2 separate regions of the Homo sapiens genome follow, and region 2 is linked to region 1. A link is an interaction called in ENCODE POLR2A ChIA-PET data of the cell type or tissue named here. Cell type or tissue: IMR-90. All regions are shown on one strand. Each heading gives the region's core, and the rest is flanking DNA. Links, peaks and the distances in the headings are about the cores only.

Region 1 (10,363 bases), core at 3,644-6,143:
GAAATCACTTTGTATATATGTATTAAAAATTACTTCTTAGTATAAAAAGAAGAGTTTAGCATAAAAATAGCTTAGTATAAAAAGAGCTTGAAGTACTGGGGTTACTCTGTCGCTTTGTCATGTGAGGATGCTGCATTCATTCTCTTTCCCTTCCACCTTCCTACATGTGAGGATGCAGTAAGAAGGTCCTCTCCAGATGCCAGCCCCTTGATCTTGGACCTCTTGGGCTCCGGGACTGTGAGAGAGTACATTTCTGTTCTTTATAAATTACCAGTGTCAGGTACTCTGTTAGAGCAGGACAAAATGAACTAAGACAGTCACCATTAAAAAATAATAATCAAGGAGAGACAACCAAACATTGTATGCCTCCTGATGAAAAAAACACAACATCTCCTATAAGGTAGTCTTGACAAAAGAAATTAATCATGAATCTGATCAGACTTCTAAATCCAAGTGCCTATTTACAGGAAATACAGAACCCTGAGAAGCATGTGAACACGATAGGGGTGCAATCAGCCTAGTCAAGATGGTGGGAAACTGTGTAAGACAAATGGCCCACGTTCTTCAATAAAATCAACTGCAGGGGCAGAAAGAGATGGAGAGGGAATTTATAAGTTATTAGAAACTTTTAAGAGATGTAACATCCAATCATAATGTCTGGATCTTATTTAAATCCTGATTTAAATGAGGCTTAATACAAAGAATGACATTTGTATGCTGATGAATAAAACACAAATTGGGCATTTAATAGTAAGGAATTATTTAGATGCAATAAGGTTATTGAAATTATTTTTAAAAGAACCTTTACCTTTTAGTAGTATGTAATGAGTTATTTATGATTAATACAATATCTCTAGAATTTTCTTCAGAATAGTACAGGCTAGGGGATGGGTTACCTAAAGATTCAGTATACTATTCTGTCTACTTCTATATGTTGGTTCAAAATTATCCTTAATAAAGGTACTTTAAAAAAAAATAAAGGAAACACACACTCAAGGCACTTCTTAGTAGTTTGAAGGTTTATTTAATTACTTTTCTCTTTGAACTTTTTTCCCCCACTCCATATAGCACCGAATTTTAACCTAATCTTTTTTAGGCTTGAATATTTTTATTGGTCATCTTATTTCTTTGCAACAAACAAAGTACATTAAAATTTTAAATATAGTACTGTGTGATTATTAATATATAATAGATCAAAATAGCACAAATATACAAATATGTAACGTTTTGCTTTTTAATGTGGAAATAAGTGAAGACCATCCAAATGAGAACAGGTGAAGGCTATTTATTCAGAGCTTGCTGTAGTTAGGGGGCAGCTATCATGGCTTGCCTTTGACGGAGGCTCCCAGGCAGGCTGAGGAGTGGGAATGCTTTTGCATGGAGAAATGGGAAGGCTTGAGTGTGCTCTGATTGGAAACTGCTGGCATGAGGTAGCTGCAGGTGGGCTACCTAGAAGAGGGGCATATATGGTGTGATTGCTTAGAATTTCATATTTGGCTTTCTCTGGTTGTTCCTACGTTGGAAGGAGAGTCAGAACTTAGGGAGTAAATGGAGTTTTGTTACATCAGTATTACTCAATTCTTCTAATTCCCTCCAAGTTAAATGCTAAACACCAATTAGTGATCCTTTGTCAGAAATTATTTTTATAGATATATCAATGAGCTGAAAACTGGCTTATGATATCCTTCTTTTTTGTTGAAAGGAGGGATCTAGAAACTAGTTGAGTGGCAAAAGTGTTTGTTATCCAGAGGGATTTATGTTCTCAGCCTTGTGGCTGCTGTATTAAACTGTGCTTTGTCATCCTGGAAGTTTTTATGCACAGTTGTACATCAATTGTAAGATTCAGGACAGGTGATGCTTTTTTTTTGTTGTTTTGTCATTTTTTCGATGCGTGTGTTTGTTGTTTGTTTTTTAATTTTGCAAAGCAGAAGAGCTATTCAGGACACTATCATGACTTTCCTGGACTCTGGGCGCTTTGGCCATCATGGGCCGCCCTCACCATAGTAATATCAGTCATAAAATTATATTTTATTTAACTTTAAATATTTCAGTATTGTACTTTTTCCATTTTATGCATCATTGAATTGATTTTCATGGTTCCTAAGAGTATCATTTTCTTCTGATATGAGAAAAAAGTGAAAACATTTTCTTTGACTCTAAAAATTTGTTTTTCTGTTTTGATTTTAAAGGAAAATAAAACACTATCCTGGGCTTCTAAACTTATTGTGGCCCTGGACACTGCCTCATGGACATACTGGCTTTGGGGCTGTTGACCATGGAGAATTGGATGGGAAGAAACCACATTACACCTTGACCCCCTTGTTTTCAGGCTCGTAGAACCTTTTTAGGGAATGATGCATATTGAACACGAAGAGCTTGACATGGGATACCTTAAAATGTATCTCTCGGAAGGTCTTTGCATGCTCCCAGGTAGATGCATGTTCTGCTCTGAAGGAAACTGGTTACTAGATATTCTACATAACTGTTGGGGTTTTTTTCCCCACCCAGATTTTGATAAGTTTGAGTGTATATTATACTTTATGGGAGTATATTCTACTTATGCTTTCAACATGAGCTTGTTATGCAGATACTCCTTTGTAATATAGAGTGTTTACATTTCAGAAAGAGTACAGGAAAGAGAGTCACACCATCTTGGACACTGGGCAAGGTTAGTAGGTAATTACACTGGTCGCCTCTTTGAGTACCTGCCTCAGGATGGTTTTGTATAGTAATGAGATAATGTTCACAGTTCTAATGCAGCCTGTGACACAGGAGAAGCACTAGACTAACAGATAGTTGTGGAATGGTGTGCGCGATCATGTCTCCTGAGTGCAGATCCACTTCCTGGGGATGTGTAAAGAGGTTGAGACGTTACTCAGCCCAAGTAACTAGGACATGTATTCTGGAATGGGACACTACTGGCCCCTTAGGTAGATGGAGTGGAACTTTTACAGAGTCAAATTGGAACCATGTCTGTGATATACATTTAACTGTCTTTATTTTCAATATTAACAAATCAGGCTTAGATCTGAAGCTTTCAGGGTCACACAGTTCAGGTGCAAATCATTGAGTCCAAGGCTGGTGATATTTTGTGTATGACTTTTTCACTCTATGATTTTTTTTTTCCTTCAGTTCCCAAGGACTTTTTGTAGAAGTCAGATATTTGAGGGTAGCCCAGGTTTAGGTCATGGCTAGATTCCTTTTACCTCACAATTCAAATTTTTAAATATCTCCTCTGGAAGATCTAGACTGAAGAATGAAGTTTCCTTTGAAAATGATGTAAGCCCGAGGAATGGTGAAATTTCTGGAAATGGTGTTGCTATAAAAATTTGGGGAAACAAAGTATCTGATTTATTTCATTTCTTTTTTTGCTGCCTTTTAAATCTTTTGTTATTTTTAACTTTTTATTAGCTATGTTAATTTTAGTTAATTTTTATCCATTACTTGGGAAATTTGTCTGAAATGATGGTATTTAATTAACTGATAAGATTTTACTATCTTCCTAACATTTAGACCTTAAAGAAATATCAATAATTGTTATAGAAAGCTTGTACCTAAGTTAGTGCCCCCTCCCACTTCTTGATTTCTTAATTTTTTTTCTTAGCAAGCATATACAGATTGATTTTGTCTTTCTAGAATATCCAACACCTTTGGTATAGAGATCTGTCCTTCTAACATTTGCTGGTATCAGAGTACTATTTTCTGGATCTGATGTAAGTACATATTGCAAATAGAAATAATATTCCTATTGTATTTCCTTTTAACTTGTGAAGTGGAGCATGGCATACAAATGGTATTCTCAGTATTTCAAATAATTACCTTCTTACTGTGCAAGTTCTATTCAGCATATAAAACCCATCCAGTTTTGTTGTAGATGCAATCTGATTATTACATGTTGACAAGGTCATATATCTATTAATTGGATTGGAGATGGGATACAAAATTGCTGTAATTATTGTAATTTTCTAGCTAATTGCAGGGTTGGTGGTGAATATTTTACTTCTGCAAAATGAAAAACAGTATTCCATCAGAAGTTGTTTTATGGGGTTTCAGACATTTTGTTTTATATCTTTGGTGCTTTTTGCCCACAAAGTATCTCCTTTTTTGTTTTTTTTTTTTTGTTTTTTTAATTGATCTGAATGTCACAGTGCTCATTGGCAGGGATCGGCAAAATCAGGCACAGGCAGAGAGCTGAGTAGTACTCTCAGCTACCTCTTTGTTCCCGTTGCCACGTTACCTCTATTGTTTATTTATAAATTGGAGTACTCTTTTTTCTGACCTGTAACAAAGGTTGGAGGGGTCAGAGCCAATTGGAAGAGGATCCTCTGCCCTCTTGTCCCCTGCACCCCACTCAGAAATACTCTCTTAAGATGAGCATTTAAGAAATTAAGTTTATATGGTTTATGTGTTCTTTTTTGCATTAAAAAATTAAGTAAATTATTGGTCATCTTAGTATTTGTAATACAGGGCTTACTTTGCATATTCTCCCGTAGTTTTGGTTAGAAAACTGGGAGCTGTATTGGCATTTAAAAATAATGGTGTATATGCAAGATGTGTTTGGAGGGTTGCAGATCAGGGACACTGTGCTACTGTGGGGTGTTGGAAGCTCACTGCAGAAGATGGTAAAAGCAGACTGATGTGTATTCCCTGCTGAAAGATAAACTGGAGGCGCAGGTGAAAATTGCCAAACCTAATGAGCAATTTGGCGGATAAGACAGGCTGTCAGGCGGCGGCAGTGCAGCAGCAGGAGCACTGTGAATCAACTTGTGTGTTCCAGAGAACTATATTTAAATAACACCAATAAAATCTTCTTTTTCACTGATATTTGCAATCACAATGAAATTTACTTTATCCTTCAGATTTCCAATTAAATGGCCATTAACATGGTGATTTTTGTTGTAAAATTATTTTTTAATTTGCCTGTTGACATTTTTCATCCATAAAACACGAACAAGATATATTTTCCATACCTAGAGACATAAGTAATATTAGGTTTTCTAACACATTAATAACATGTAAGTGATCACCTCGGTGGACTGAAACATTTCATCTGTGGACTTGACAGTGGAGCAGACTTAGATAACATTATACTCTCTTCAGTGTATCATGTCATTTATATCTGCTTGCGTTGCCCGGGAATTCTTTGCTCCCATTGGGCTCATGAAAATTGAGACATGTGCATGACTTCTCCCCATTGAGGCCATCAATATATTGTATAGGAGAGACTTAGAAAAGATTTTCATAAATGTGTTGGGTGCAACAGCTCCTTAGGAAACTTCCCAGTTCACCTTCCTGATGTTTACCATTTGGAAATTGAGGCTTGATGTAAAATAATAACATATTCTGTACTCATGGCATAACTGAAGCCCAGGTCTCCAAATTCAGGACAAGCAGAGGTATTGCTGAAAATGTATGAGTACTTATTACCCCTCAAGATCTGTGGCATTTCCAAACTCCTGACTTTGGTGGGGCCCAAGCATCTTTGCAGTTCCTATCTGTTATGTCATCAGTATTTCTTTTTTCTTTTCTCTTTTTTTTCCTTTTTGATGGAGTCTCCCTCTGTTGCCCAGGCTGGAGTGCAGTGGTGCCATCTCGGCTCACCGCGACTTCCACCTCCTGGGTTCAAGTGATTCTCCTGCCTCAGCCTCTCCAGTAGCTGGGATTACAGGCACCTGCCACAATTCCCGGCTGATTTTTGTATTTTTAGTAGCAATGGGCTTTCATGATGTTGGCTAGGCTGGCCTCGAACTCCTGACCTCAAGCCTGCCTCAGCTTCCCAAAGTGCTGGGATTATAAGCGTGAGCTACCACATGCAGCCTGGCATCAGTATTTCTAAGTTGTCTTTAAGCAGAATAAACATTTGGCCCATATATTTAATTGCATCTCTGTGATGCCTGAAATTAAAAATCATTACACATATGTAATATAATATTTTACACTTTATAATAGTAACTGGTGCAGTCCATTGGCCAGGGAAGTATTATTTTTTAGAGATATCCTGCCCCATGTCATCAGATGTAGACATTGGCCTGGCATTCATCTGGAAAGGCTTGCCTGTTGGGGGTCCACAGGGCTGCCTGTAGGGTGTCCACAGAGCCTTGACATGTGGCCCGTTAGGATGGCGTGAGTCACAGATTTCACCAGAATTTGCCTTTGAAATTAGACCCAAACCATGTGCTACTGGACCCCCTGTGCACAAAGCTCTCTGTATCATTCAAAACCTGATGAAATCTTAGGGAAGAACAGGTTTACACATTCATTTTTTCCCACACAAAAGATTTCCCCACTGCCCAATTCTTCCCTCTTCACTTCCTTTTACCCTTGACTATTATATTTGACTTGACTCTGAGGTCTTGCCTGGTACTGTTACCTTTGCATGAGAATAAGCCTTATTTGCCTAATTATGTTACCTGTTTATCGGAAGCAGAAATAGTTACTTACACTTGAAAATTTGTAATGGGAATGTAGCTGTGAATATGTTAAGAAAGCCTGTTTAAATCAAAGCAAGAAATCCCATTTCCAAATGGTAGTAAGACGTGTGTTACATGGAGAAAATAATTGCCTGAAAGTGTTTGTTGTATTTGCCAAGATTAGATTGTACACTGGTCAATAAACAAGAGTTCTTTTTTTTTGTTTTTATCTTTCAATCCAACCAGGTACTTGGGTTCGTTTTTCTGTTGGTGCATGTCACACAGAGACCCATATTGTGGATTATTTTGTCAGCATGAAAGCCTGGCAGATACAATTCTTTCCCCTCTTCTCGCTGCACTTGATATAGATCTCTCCTTTACTTCTTGATAATACGTTTGCTTATTTATTTGTTCGTTGCTTTTAGTGTCAGCAGTGGCTTTGTGTCCTCAGTTCTGTTTGCTCCTGCCTGGCTCCTCTACCCAGCTGGAGAGGTGCCTCATATCTCAGAATTTCTGAGTCACTCCCAATCAGTGACTCCTTTCTTTTTCAGTGACTAAGAGAAAGCTGCCCACAAGCCAGCAAGGTGCTGATAAGTGTGCCTCTGAGATTCTCACCTCTAACTTTTCCATGGAATGGACAGCTGGTAGTCTCTCTCTGGGCTACATTTTAAAGGAAAAAAAGAAGTCTAAATCAGTTTATTAATTCATGGTGTTATTTTGTGTTTACTCAATTTATTTATATTGATTGGTAAATTAGTAATTTACAAACTATTATTTGTCAATTTATTGCCTACATATCAACAAATACTTTTCTTTTTTTTTTTTTTTTAATCTTGGGGACAAGCACATTGGCTCAGCCTGTAATCTCAGCACTGTGGGAGGCAGACGTGGGAGGACCACTTGAGGCCAGGAGTTCAAGACCAGCATGGGCACCATAGTAAGATCCAGTCTCTACAAAAAGAGTAAAAAATACAAATAGCTGTACCTGGTGGCTCACAGCTACTCAGGAGGCCAAGGCAAGTGGCTCGTTTGAACCAAGGAGTTCGGGCTGCAGTGAGCTGTGATCATACCACTGCATTGTAGCCTAGGTGGCAGAGTGAGACCCCATCTCTTAAAAAAAAAAATCTGGGGGCTCCAGTGTGTATACTGCATGGCTTGTGAATGTGGAAGTGCAGTGAGCATGGTTTTGCTCAAGAATGGGTTGATGATAGCACTTTCCCAGAGTAAAGCTCGTTTTTATAAAATCTTCATGTCTCAGAACTGATCCCTGCTTTAACTACTTTTCTCACTGGCATTTGAAAGCAGTTAACCAGATATGAAATGAATGATTTTCATAACTCTATAAAAGGAGCATTATGACATCATCTACTATTTCTCCTTTCTTGTTCTCATAAATCCAAACCATCAACCTGTTTATTCTTGTGTACTGGCACACTGTGTATTCCCAGCATAGAATGCCTTTCTACCTATGTTCTCTCTAAAACTTGTGGAAAGTTTTCTGCACCTTAAATTTTCTACCCTAGGGATTAAACAGCCGCTATAAGTCACTTTCCCACTCCTCCTCACAGAGGAAAGGATGAATATGTAATAGCCATCACAGCAGCCTGTTGTCTATCCTGCGGTGTGTTTCTACCATATCACACAAAGCCTCTTTTTCTTGTCTTTTTAGTAGTACTTTGGTAGTAATTTTTTTAAAAAGTATGTAATGTCTGTATATACAAATACATATATACGTAGGCACACACAGAGCTGATATTTAGTGAGGTTATATATGGAAGGATTATAGGAATAGCATGTAATTTAAGAATAAATTATCTTTTAAAGATAGATCCCATGTTTAAGATGAGAAAATACAGTTAGATCAGTTAGGGATGCCTCTGCCCAACCATAATATGGAAAAAGTGTAAGCAAAGGGCATTTTAGTGAACTGCTAGGGTACTCAACCTATCATCACATTTAATTAAAATGTCATTTTGAGCCATGGCCGACTCATTCGTTAATTTGTTATTTAAAACAGCTTGAGAAGTATTTATTTTAAATACAGAATTTGTGTTAATGAATTGGAAAAGAATATTGTATTGCTTGGCAGAGATGTTATAGCCTAATGATTTGTGGCTTAGAACAAGGAAAACCAGCTGGTGATCAGTTTGTCTAAGTAGTACATGAGTATCTACTAATATTTGATAATAGCCAATTTTTTTTAATAACCAGAATAAGGGAGTTGGGAATGGGAGGCAGAAACAAGGACACTGAGGCATAAAACTGCATTTAATTCTGAGTATGGGTCTGTGATCCATGGTTCAGTTGGATCCCTTATGAGGAGAGGGAGGAAAGCCAGCTGGGCAGAGATATGCATGGGCCTGTGTCTGTGCTTCTGCCAGAAAAGAAGTCACCAGCTCTGCCTTCCTCACTTCTCCCCCTTGTCTAAGATCTGTCCTTCTCTTTTCTTCAAAAGTGGGAAATTAGTTTAATCAAAGTTGTTGTTTTTTGTTTTTGTTTTTTTTGAGATGGGATCCTGCTATGTTGCCCATACTCAAGTAATCCTCTCTCTGAGCCTCCCCAGTAGCTGGGACTATAGGTAGTCACCACCACACCTAGCCAAGTCTAATGTATAGTTTATTTTTTCCAATTTTGGAAAGCAGGGTATATGTAGTTCTGAGTGTCTGTGTGTGTGTGTCTATATATCGCTACACACACAATTAGTACTAGTCTATTCTTGCTATAACAAATCATCATCATGTTAGGGCTTAAGAGTTTATTACAGTCCTGCATGTCAGAGTCTGGTGTGGATCTCACTGGGCTGAAATCCAGGGTTGGCAGTGCTGCCTTCCTGCGGGAGGCTCTAGGTGAGAATCTGTTTTCTTGCCTTCTCCAGATTCTGGAGTCCACTTGCCTTCCTTCGTGTATGGCCCTTCCTCCATCTCTAGCATTATCAACCTTGTACCTTGTGGACCCTTCTTCTATGGTTACATCTCTCTCTGACTCTTCCGTTCTGACCTTCTCTTCCACGTTTAAGACTCATGTGACTACATAGTCTTGAATTGAGTGAGACTCAGGATCATCCAAATGAGCCCACTGTCTAAGTCCATTCAGGCTGCTTCAACAGAATACCTTAGACTGGGTGGCTGATAAACAACCAAACCTCATTTCTCATGTCCTACAGGCTGCGAGTGCAAGATCAAGGTGCCAGCAGTTTTGGTGTCTAGTGAAGGCTTGCCTTCTCATAGATCTTTACTTCTCAATATGTCTTTACATGGTGGGAGGAGCAAACAAGCTCTATTGGGTCATTTTAATAAGGGCACTAATCCAAGTCATGAGGACACAGCTTCCCACAAGGCCCCACATCCTATACCATCACCTTGGGGATTAGGATTTCCACTCTTGAGTTTTGGTAGACACAACATTCATTCCATACCACTAGGGTAATGTCCTGATGCCAAGGTCTTTACCTTAATCACATGTATGATGTAAGGTAACATGGCAGGTTCTAGGGATTAAGATGTAGACATCTTTTTTTTTTTGGCGGGGAGGAGGGTGGGAGGGCATTATTTTGCCTACCACATTTTACATGCATTTAAATATTTACGGTAGTGTGAAAATAACGCACTTTACAAATACATCGTCTTCCATGATAATATGAAATGAGCATCTGACCTAGTGATATTAATGGGCTGATCATTTTGATTTCAGTATTTTGGGAAGGAAAGTAATGAACAGTAATGATCTAGTGAGTGTATTCACCCATTCTTACATTGCTATAAAGAAATACCTGGGACTGGGGTAACTTTCATTGGCTCACTGTTCTGCAGGCTTTCTAGGAAGCATGCCATTGGCATCTGCTTGGCATCTAGGGAAGCCTCTGGAAGCTTATAATCATGGTGAAAGTTGAAGGGGGAGGAGGCACGTCACATGACGAAAGCAGGAGCAAGTCGGGCAGAGGGGGGTGCCACACA
Region 2 (10,363 bases), core at 4,977-7,476, 360 kb after region 1:
GTTTGCTGCCTAGGAGCAATAGGCTACACCATACAGCCTAGCTGGGTAGTAGACTACATCATCTATGTTCATATAAGTATACTCTTATCATATTCACATGATGATATTGCCTAACAACCCATTTCTCAGGATGTAGCTGCATTGTTAAACAATGCAAGACTGTAGTTCTAAGGTTGATGGAATTTTTTTTTAAGTCTCTGCTAGCTACAGGGAAATTTTTCCAAAGTAAAAGAAAGATCTTGTGAAAAATCACATAAGAAGCACATTGGGTCTCTGGGGTAAAATTAAAGGGTTCAACCAGAAGACATCCTTCTTCCTCTTCAAGAACTCGGATCTAAGACCTCTGCAGAGCCATTTTTGGTCTTTTAAGAAAAGGCAAAAGTATTATAATATTTAGTTATTAGCATGTTCATTTGCCAAAGTTCTAAAAATTCCTTAGTACTATATATGTATATTTTATAGAATCTTGAGGTCTCTTGAATAAGTAACAGAATATATTTAAAGCCGTCTTGTGGTACTTGCAATCTACTTTTACTATTAAAGTTACTATAAAGATTTAGAGATATTATATCTTTGCCTGTGTGATCCATTGTTGCCATATCATGGAGCCAACTCCTTGGTCAGAAACATAACCTCCAATTATAACATTGCTCCTATGGGAAAATCTGATCCACTTTATGGTGTGGTTTCTAAGAACACATTGTGGTGAAAAGGAGAGGATGCCTGTATTTTTTTAAATTGAAGCTTTTCAACCCTTTATAACATCAGTTATGACTTGGCGAGATGTGAACAATGTGTCGTTTATGGATTGAATTTGAGTGTGGTCTCACGACCTTTTCCCTAATGCATACAAAATGGATAAAAAATGTATACCTCAAACTGAAGCTTTAATTGGAAAATTTGGAGCTGTACATATATACACTCATGTTTTTAGAATAAGGATTTTATTACAACTGTTGTAAAATAAAATTTAAAAAAAAACCTCTCTTCTCTGCAGTGCCAAACATCTTGATTTTCCAAACATCGACTAAAGCCACAGTTATTGATAACAAATCCTGACTTTTCTCTCAAAAATTCAAAAAGTTTACTGTCCTTTGGCTCCTTACTGTCATTAATCAGACTACGTTTCTTGGTGAAATCTTTAATTACATCTTTAACTTGATAATTACTTCTAAATCCTGCACAGAATCATAGTCCTAAATTATAAGGGCAAAAAAAAAAAAAATGAAGCTTACAAAGTTTTTGTTTGTTCGTTTGGAAAGTATTGGTGTATATTGAAGATGTCCAATCAGCTTTCTTTGAAAAATCTCTTTCACAATACTATTCACTGGGCCTTAGAAACTGCATTAACTAAATAGTTCATCTGCAAAGAAATCCTGAGGATATGGTGAACTTGGTCAAGAGAAGGATACAATTTCTTTCCCTCTTTTCATGAGAAATCTAGCCAGACTATAGAAGGGACAAAACATGTATGTGACAGCAGGTATTCATCTCACATTGAGGAAGTAGGAAGGTTAGTCTTAGAGATGGACTTGGAGAGGATAATTATGATAATACTTTAGAGCTGTCATATTTTATGAATTTAAACAAATTTTTAATTTACTTTAGAGTTTTTTGTAACTAGTGAAACCTTAGCACTCATAGAAGTAATTGGATTGGCAGCCCCTGAGAAGACTGTTCACCAGCAAAGCAGATTCACCTGCCATAGCCCAGGTATTCCCCAAGCCTGAGGCCCAGCTGGAGGGAGCAGCGAGATTCAGGTCTCCCACCTGCTCCCAGCAATGAATCTTTTGCGGCAGAGTCCGGCACGTCACCTCACATACTGCTCTCAAACCCAGCACATTGTAACATCCCACGAGATCCCGACTTCATGAGCAAGCCAGGCTTCTTTTTTGCTTCTCTCTTGCTGTGACTCAACTACAATGAAAAGTAAAAATCGTTATTTTCTAAGAATGTTGTTGGTTGGGTTTATCATATATCTCCAGCCCTCTTCTCCATATTCTATCACTGTGATTTCATCCACTTCCATGACTTACATTACACTTGTGTATATGTCGATGACTGCCAAAGCTATATCTTCAGTTTCACTTCTCTCCTGAGCTGCAGGCATGGGTTTCTAATGACCCACTCTATGTCTCTCCCTAGATGTCCTTATTCTTCATCGTATTGAGTGTTTATGAAGTGCCTCTTCTGTGGTCAGCACTGGATTAGATGTTTACTTGTATCTCATCTCATATTATTCACATATACTTGAAGCCAATATGATGATTTCTATAAGGGGTATCAGAAGAAATTATTCAAAATATGACAAGAAACTCTGTGCTTTATATTTCATACTTAACAAATTGGTCATTGTGACCCTCTATGAGTTAAGACCACCTTATTTCCAAAAAATTATTTGAAGCAGCTTCTTAAAATAGCTGTTCAAATGAAGTTTACAAGGACACAAAAATGATAGAAAGAACATTACAAAATTGATATGACTACCTAATTGGAATGACAGAGTAATTATAGTTGTACATCAGTTTAATCTCAGAGTTTCCTGGCAGCCAAGGCAAAAAGAACAACATCAAATCCTTAATCTACGATCAGAGGAAATATGTTAGTTCATGTGGAGAATACTTTCACTAGTGCTGAATTCTAGGAGTATTTTTAATATACATACTTGTAATAGATAAATTGTGAAACAGAATAAGCATTTTCAAACAAAGACTTGTTTGAGATTCATGAATTTTCTTATGCTCAATTCTTTGATAAACGTGAGATCATCTGTAGCAACACCTTCTCTGGCATTAAATTGTGCTGTATAATTTCACTGTGAAGTCTATATACATTATAGAAGAAAAATTATATAACAAATCAAATAACATTTTTTAATATAGCTTGCAAAGACACAGAAATATTCCCATTATGACCATTTGTCATATTGGCTTTTGGTCAAATCTGAAGATATATCATTACATTGTAAAGATATTTTCCTGGGATTTAAGTTAATAGAATTTAGAAGTATGCAGCTTTAGAGGTCAATATTCTTGGTCTTATTACAAATAGTAACATGTTCATAGAGAATTTTGTGAATACAAGAAGAAAGAGGAGACTACCAGGAAAGGGGGAAGTCTGTTTCAAACCTCTCTCAGGATAATCACTAGATGATTTCTACCTAAAACTGCAAAATCAGTTTAAGATTCATGTTTTTATCCTATTATTTATTTAAAAATACTCAAATGGTCATCAATTATTTTTATTGCTGTTTCTGGTAGTGCTAATTTTAATACATACCATCACCATTTTTAATCAATTATAAGATTCAGCTTTTCAGAATTTAAAATCCCTGATATCAAGATACTTATTATACAATGGCATTTTAATTGACAGCATTTTCTGTCTTCTTAGACATTTATAAAATGTGTCATGATCAACGGTTTCTTAAATTCAACAATTAAAAGGGTTATAGTTGTTTACTTCGTAAATACTTCCTACAGTTCTGCAACACAAAATTCAGACCATATTCATTAAAAACAAACAAAAAAAAACTTGATTCTGGCAATAGAGGGATAGAGGATTAATTCTTTGAAGTTTTTGACATATAAAAGGGATTGTGGGGTCTCCTTTTATTGGAAAGACAGAGAATTAACACCTTAACTGAATCCATATTGTAATAAACCCTAGGACTTGGAAACAATGTTGCAAATATTAAGTATCGTATAAATTTATCTCTATGGAAAACATCTTCAACTTCATTAAATGTTCTGTATGATGCCACTTATCTATTTCATGCACCCCCATACCTTCTCCAAAAGTTCTCTAGACAATGTTGCACTGAGACCACAGAGATGGCATTTTTAATGTCAAAACAAAATAACGTAGCAGAAACCTATAGAAACAATGTTGTGGTGACAAAATGAAATGTCAGTGGAGGTCTGTTGTAACATAATGTCAAAACAAAATGTCAGCCAAAATCCATGGAGACACTATTATGATATCAAAATGAAACAATGTCAGCGCCAGTCTGTAGAGACATTACAATATGAGAAAAGACAAAACAAAACGGTATCTGTGGAGGCCTGTGACTTCTGAGGCTTAATGTAGCTTCATGTCAGGTGGTTGGCTTGTGCAAACGTGGCTAATATTTCAGTATGTATTTTCTAAGGCTTTTCTTTTCCAGCTCAAGAAAAGGAATCCCAAAGCGGTTCTTTAGTATAAGTGGCTGGGTTAGGCAATTGCTGATATTTATATCTAAATCTATGCCTGTGTCCGTATGTATGTCAGTGTGTTTGTCAGTATCTCTCTCTATTCATTCTGGGCTTCTGATGCTTCCAAACACATCATTAGTCCCATTTGGTCTTGGCTTAGTTTCCCTACACACCAGTACTTGGACATCGGTTGGAAGTATAAAATACAGGCAAGGCAGTGTTCCAATCTGCTTGGGAAGGGTCATGCTGAGTTTTAGCAGATGTTTTGCTCCATTCTTTTCTCCTCTGTCCTCAGGTAGAAGCTGGCACTGCCCCCTTCCTTACTGAGCCTTGAGGCACCAGGTGGTTTTGAAATGTGCCCCTGAATTCCTGTGACCTTTGGCCCTAGAGCTCATGATCTGGCAGCACCTTGGCTGGGTAATACTAGTACTCTGTTTTCCCAGCCCTTTCATAGGAGCTGAAAGATTTTTTTAAAAAATTATATATATAAAGAGAAAAACAAATATTTTAAAAATCTATAATCATATTAAGTTGGGATTTTTTTCCAAAACAAAGTTAGTAAAGTATCAAATTAAAGTAGATATCATTGTGAGACAAATTTTATTATGTAGAGGCAAATTTAGACATTGTAAAGGGAAAATTTTACTATATATATAAACTTATAAAGATCAAAAGGTTTTTATCCACATATTAAGCAATTTGAGTCTGGAATTAAATATTGATTTGTTTTTGTTTTAGAAATTTGAAAATCCCTGAAATTGAGAGAAAAAAAGTCAAACTAGAGAAAAAAAGAAAAAACTCTGCCACAATAGTAAAGATATATTTTTCTCATTTTAATCAGCTGCAGTATAATTTTAAAATCATGTATTAAGCAACAATACAATAAAGTCTCAATTAGCTAGAAACCAAGCAAACCCACAGTTAGCCAATATGTTTCCAAATTACACTTTTAGAAACAAGAGGTAGATACCTATAAAAGTGCTGTTATCGGGGTGAGGTGGGGGGTCTGTCAGAAAAATAGTGAGAAACCAAAAGAACTCAATTTCGTCCTTTTTTTCTACAAAGTACTCAACAGTGAGTCATGAAAATCTCAAAAGTTTTTTTTTTTTAAGTTAAATATCCATTATTCCTTCTTTTCAAGATGGATGAGACCTTTATTACTTTCTAGAAGGATTTTCAAACACAAGGATTGAAACAAAAAAGGCTTTCAGTAAACCTTTGGCTAATCAGCTTACCACTCGGTTCTTCTAAGACTGTGATTTTCAGAAACTTTAATCAGGTTCAGTTTACTTGTATCGATTTGCACGCCTTAGCCACAAAACTACAATATCTACTGGTGGGGATGTGCTGGAGCCTGAAATTGTATTCTTGAGGCATGCGCTTCCATAGTGGTGATAGGAGCATGCAGTGGGAAAAGTGGGAAACGTTCTTTGTCACCAGCATCAGTGGGATACTCCTGAGAGATCAGAATAGGAGCTGGTCACTCTTTAGCAGGAGAACGAAGAGTGAAGACCAGCAAAGATTGAAACAGAGGATTAAAAATTGTATGTCACAGTCACCATATTGACCAGCAGAAGTAAATGTGGGCAAAAACTAAAGCCAAACTGTGATTTTCATCACATGTCAAAGAAAGGAAAACTAGTTTGAGTATAGCACCAGGTCATGTGCTTGGGAGAAAAAGTGTGGAGGACTCGGTTAAATCTTTAAAACAGTATTTGTATTTGGAGCTTTGTAGATTACAAACTCAATGTTTTAAAAATGTACTCCCTAAATTAACCATAAATATTGTAAAAAAGTAATACAGAAATTATTCCTAAAGTGTGTTAGGAAGTGGTGGACATAATTCTGTAATTATAACCAATAGCTGTTACCATTTTGGAACATTTACATCCATGTCTTTCGTCTACTTAAAAAAATATATAAGCATCCATATACCAGTTTTATTCTTGAAAAGACATTTAAGCTATTTGAAAATAATTGAGAATTAAGAATAACAGAAATTAGAAAGTCTAACATTAGAGAGTAAAGCTATTTCTTCCTCTTTTCCTTTTGGAAATCACTCCAAAACAAGAAACAGAATGAGATATAGAAATAGTAACTCTATTTTTGTGAAAATGGACATAGTTAATATAGAATGACAGAATCACACTGGAATGTCAAGAATCAAGCTTATGCACCCCGCACCAAAGATTGCTAGATTCTCTTCGGAAGACATGGAATTGCCCTGGAAAAGGAGTCCACATACACTGTCATGAGAATTCCCAACCAAAAAAGTGACACTCTGCCCAGCCTTCCTGTCCACCATTTCATAAACCCCCCTGAAGCACACAGTGACTAATCTGCTTTTTAGTGCTTCACTCTTAAATATAAAAGGGCAGAAAAACATGTGAAACATTTCAGAAAAGCCATAATTGTGGAAGACAGAGTCCAAAACAAACAACGTTTGTTTGTTTTCTTTAAGAACTTGGAGGAAACATAAAATTAAGAGAAGAGAAAAATATTAAGGAATTATAAACAGTAATTCTGTGAAATAGAAATGATGTTAAAACCATCAAAGATGAACAGGAGGCTATTGAAAGGATTATTGAGTAAATGGGAAAGAACTCTTAGAAAATAATAAATACAATATCAGTATTAAGAAACACAATAGAAGGCTTGATAGATGAGGTTGAGAAGTTTCCCATAAAGGAAAACATGAGCTATAGGACAAAGAGCAGTATAGTGAGAAAGAAAGGAAGTGAAAAGTTCATTCTGGGAGGTCCAATATTTAAAGAAAACAATTTCTAGAAAGAGAGAACAGAGATAATAAAGGATAGATTATTAGAGAAATAACACAAGAATCTTTTCCAGAACTGGAGAACTTAAGATTCCAGATTAAAGAATCACCTAGTGCTGAGCAAAATCAATTTTTCAAAAAGGACAGCATTGTGAAGTTTTGGAATACCAGAAAGAGAAGATCCTGTAAAAAAAAAAAAAAAAAAAATATATATATATATATATATATATATATATATACACACACACACACAATGAAGAGTTGAGAATCAGAATATAATCAGATTTCTTCACATCAGTCTTGTAAGCTAGAAGATAATAGAGCAACACATTCAAATATTGAAGGGTAATGTTTTGTTACCTGAAATTCCATACCTAGCCAAACTGTCAGTGAGTGGTAATGATAGAATACATACATTTAAAGCATGCAAACGCAAAATATTTTAGTTCTAATACCCTTTTAGGCAGCCACCGAATGTGTGCTTTAACAAGTCCCAGGACTTCTGCTGTGCAGAAAACCAGGAAGCAGGCAGCCTAGATTGGCGTATGTGGTGGGAGCTTTTGAGGTTAGAGGGCTCCAGGAAAAAAATTGGGCTTAATAAGCCATGATAGACTTGTTCTCCTGGAAATCTGAAAAATCAGATTGTAAAATCATTTTCATATAAATTTTGCTATAATTATATTGGGAAGATGTGGAAGATGGGAATTTGGAGTCAGAATTTGGATTTGAGTGTAAGAGAGCTAATGCTTCATCTACCTTTGTAGGAAGTCAACAGGTGTGTTTAACAGTAATAAATCAGGAGATAGTGATATAAATATATTACCCAGAAATGTCTAAATACCAGAGGAATTTGGTTAGACATGGCTTATTATTAAATTCCTAGCTTTTGCTTTGTGTAATAGATTCATACTGGCAACTTACATTTAATAATATTGAGCATGGCACTTTCATCATAACTAAATGAAAGTAAGCAATGAAACCATCACTAGCAAGAGTGTATCACAAACCAGGAATTACAATGGATTCATTCTGAGTATCTCAGGTTGAGTTAAAAAGAAATGTCATAGAAAACGACTGAAAGCTTTAAAAGTCTTGGGGTTGGGTGGTCAGAGAGACAAGATGTGATGAAGCAGAAGTTTCATTTAAGAAGTTTCTTTTAATGATTCTTTTAAGGCTTTTAGCATTTTAAAATATAAACTATGCACATGTAGTATTACTTTGAAAAAAAAATGTAATTGACAAAAGAATGTTGCAAGCCCTTTCACAATCTATCAGTAACTCCAAAATCTGTCAATAACTCCAGTTTTCAAAATCTATCAATAACTCCAAACCAATATGGTCACACTGTTTTTGTTTTCCTAATATAATAATTTAACTAAATCTGAAATGAGAAGTTAAATTAATTAACATTTCTATGTCATTTATTCCCTCTCTCCAGATAAATAATGGCCAAGTTGTAAATAGAAAAAAAAGCTCAGAAAATTATTAATGAATAATTATGAAGTTCATCAAGAGCATAAATAGAAGTAAAAAAATCAATCAGGAAGAATATTTTAATGATCTTTAAAATGTTTTAAAAACAGTAATACAAACTCTTCATTAATGGTTTCTTTTTAGAAAACTGGTTATTAGATGTATGTTTCACTACTTTTATTCTAATTCTCAAAGAAGTTTCAGAGTTAGCCTCTTATGAAACTTACAGGTGATATATCTCTTGTTACATTATTTAATATTCTGAGTCATTTCAAGAAAGTCTGTAGAATTTAGCCATGATTTAGAATTATGACATGATTTGGAATTAAGTACTGCATTGCACTGGAATTTTTTCTTTTAAAAAAACATAGCTTAGTTTCGTATAGTGTTTTGCAATTATGCTGTCATTAAAGACAGAAAGCAAAAACAAAGAAAATGTTCGCCTTGAATTCTTTGTAATCATTTCATGATTAAAGAATTAAAATAATGGTTCTATAATTAGTTTCTATGCCTGAATGATAAAACCTTTCTAATATGAAGAAGAACATGATAATCATTTTATTGTGTCATCAAAACCCATCAGGTTTTGTAATTTAATTTCCATTGCCTTTTTATTTCAGTTTTTTGTTGTTGTTGTTGTTGTTTTGAGACAGAGTCTTGCTCTGTTGCCAGGCTGGGGTGCGGTGGCACGATCTCAGGTCACTGCAACCTCCACCTCCTGGGTTCAAGCGATTCAGCTTCCCAAGTAGCTGGAACTACAGGCATGCACCACCACACCCAGCTAATTTGTATATTTTTAGTAGAGACAGGGTTTCACCATGTTGGCCAGGATGGTCTTGATCTCTTGACCTCGTGATCCACCTGCCTTGACCTCCCAAAGTGCTGGGATTACAGGCATAAGCCACCGCCCCCAGCCTTTATTTCAAATTTTTATAATGTATTCCTGTTTTTCACTCTTTTTAGTTTGTCAAGATTTTTCACCTGTAACATTGAATTTCATTTGCTCTTTAATCAGACACCTAAATGTATATTTTAGTTTGAGGCACAGACTTCAACTGTGGGTCACAACTGGCTGAACTTTGTATCCCCAGTGGTTTTATTGAATGAATAATATAATCCACAAACTTTCTTCAGTTCTCTAACCTATTAGAATCCCTTACACGTCCTTGCCATTTGTTAGAGAATTCAAGAAAATCACACTATGAAAAGTAAGTGCACTTTGGGCATTAACCATTATAACTGCTTTCTTGCATTGTGCCAAGAAAAATGATGCCTGCCTGCCTTCCTGCCTTCCTGCCTTCCTTCCTTCCTTCCTTCGTCCTTTCTTCCTTCCATCCGTCTTTCCTTCTTTCCTCCCTCCCTCCCTGCCCCCCGCTTCCTTTCCTTTCCCTTGTTTCTTTTCTTTGTTTCTTTCTTTTTCTTTGACAGAGTCTCGGTCTTTCACCCAGGCTAGAGTGCAGTGGTGCAATCATGGTTCACTGCAGCCTCAAACTCCTGGGCTCAAGCAATTCTCCTGCTTCAGCCTTCCAAGTAGCTGGGCCTACACGCACCACCACACCCAGCTAATTTTTTTTTTTTTAGAGATGGGGTCTTGCGATGTTGCCCAGGCTTGTCTCAAACTACTAGCTAAAGCGATGCTCCCATCTTGGCCACCCAAAGTGTTGGGATTACAGGGATAAGCCCCGGCACCCAGCCAACATTTTATTTTCTAAAGTGCATTTAAATTCATAGGTATACCCCGAAAACATTTTCTCTCATCTTTTACTTGCTTAAATCTATGTTAAGATTGCCTGCTAGGGAGTCAAGAGACTTGGGAGGCCCAGACCTCAGCCCCTGCCCTTTGTCCACGTACCTCACAGGGTCTTGAGGAAGTCCACCATCTTTGAGGTTTAAAGCTCTTAACACACATTCTCACAATAGT

The links. ChIA-PET counts read pairs that join two places held together with the same protein. Peaks named below come from ENCODE experiments on the same cell type or tissue, not always from the same donor. Only the 100,000 strongest peaks of a DNase experiment are listed, where the experiment ranks them.
Region 2: POLR2A ChIA-PET joins it to region 1 with 6 read pairs; 1 of 35 experiments calls an interaction of 5 or more read pairs at or near these places.

What each region holds. Positions count from the first base shown.
Region 1 is chr10:34,501,306-34,511,668 of GRCh38, reverse strand. The region is part of intron 3 of PARD3 (par-3 family cell polarity regulator); the gene reads left to right. Among named protein-coding and RNA genes, the nearest start is that of PARD3, 310 kb to the left of the region's middle. In IMR-90, for the core only: no CTCF peak of the experiment used is centred there; no DNase peak of the experiment used is centred there.
Region 2 is chr10:34,142,035-34,152,397 of GRCh38, reverse strand. All of the region lies in intron 22 of PARD3 (par-3 family cell polarity regulator), which reads left to right. Among named protein-coding and RNA genes, the nearest start is that of LINC02629, 240 kb to the right of the region's middle. In IMR-90, for the core only: no CTCF peak of the experiment used is centred there; a DNase peak (open chromatin) is centred at 6,387.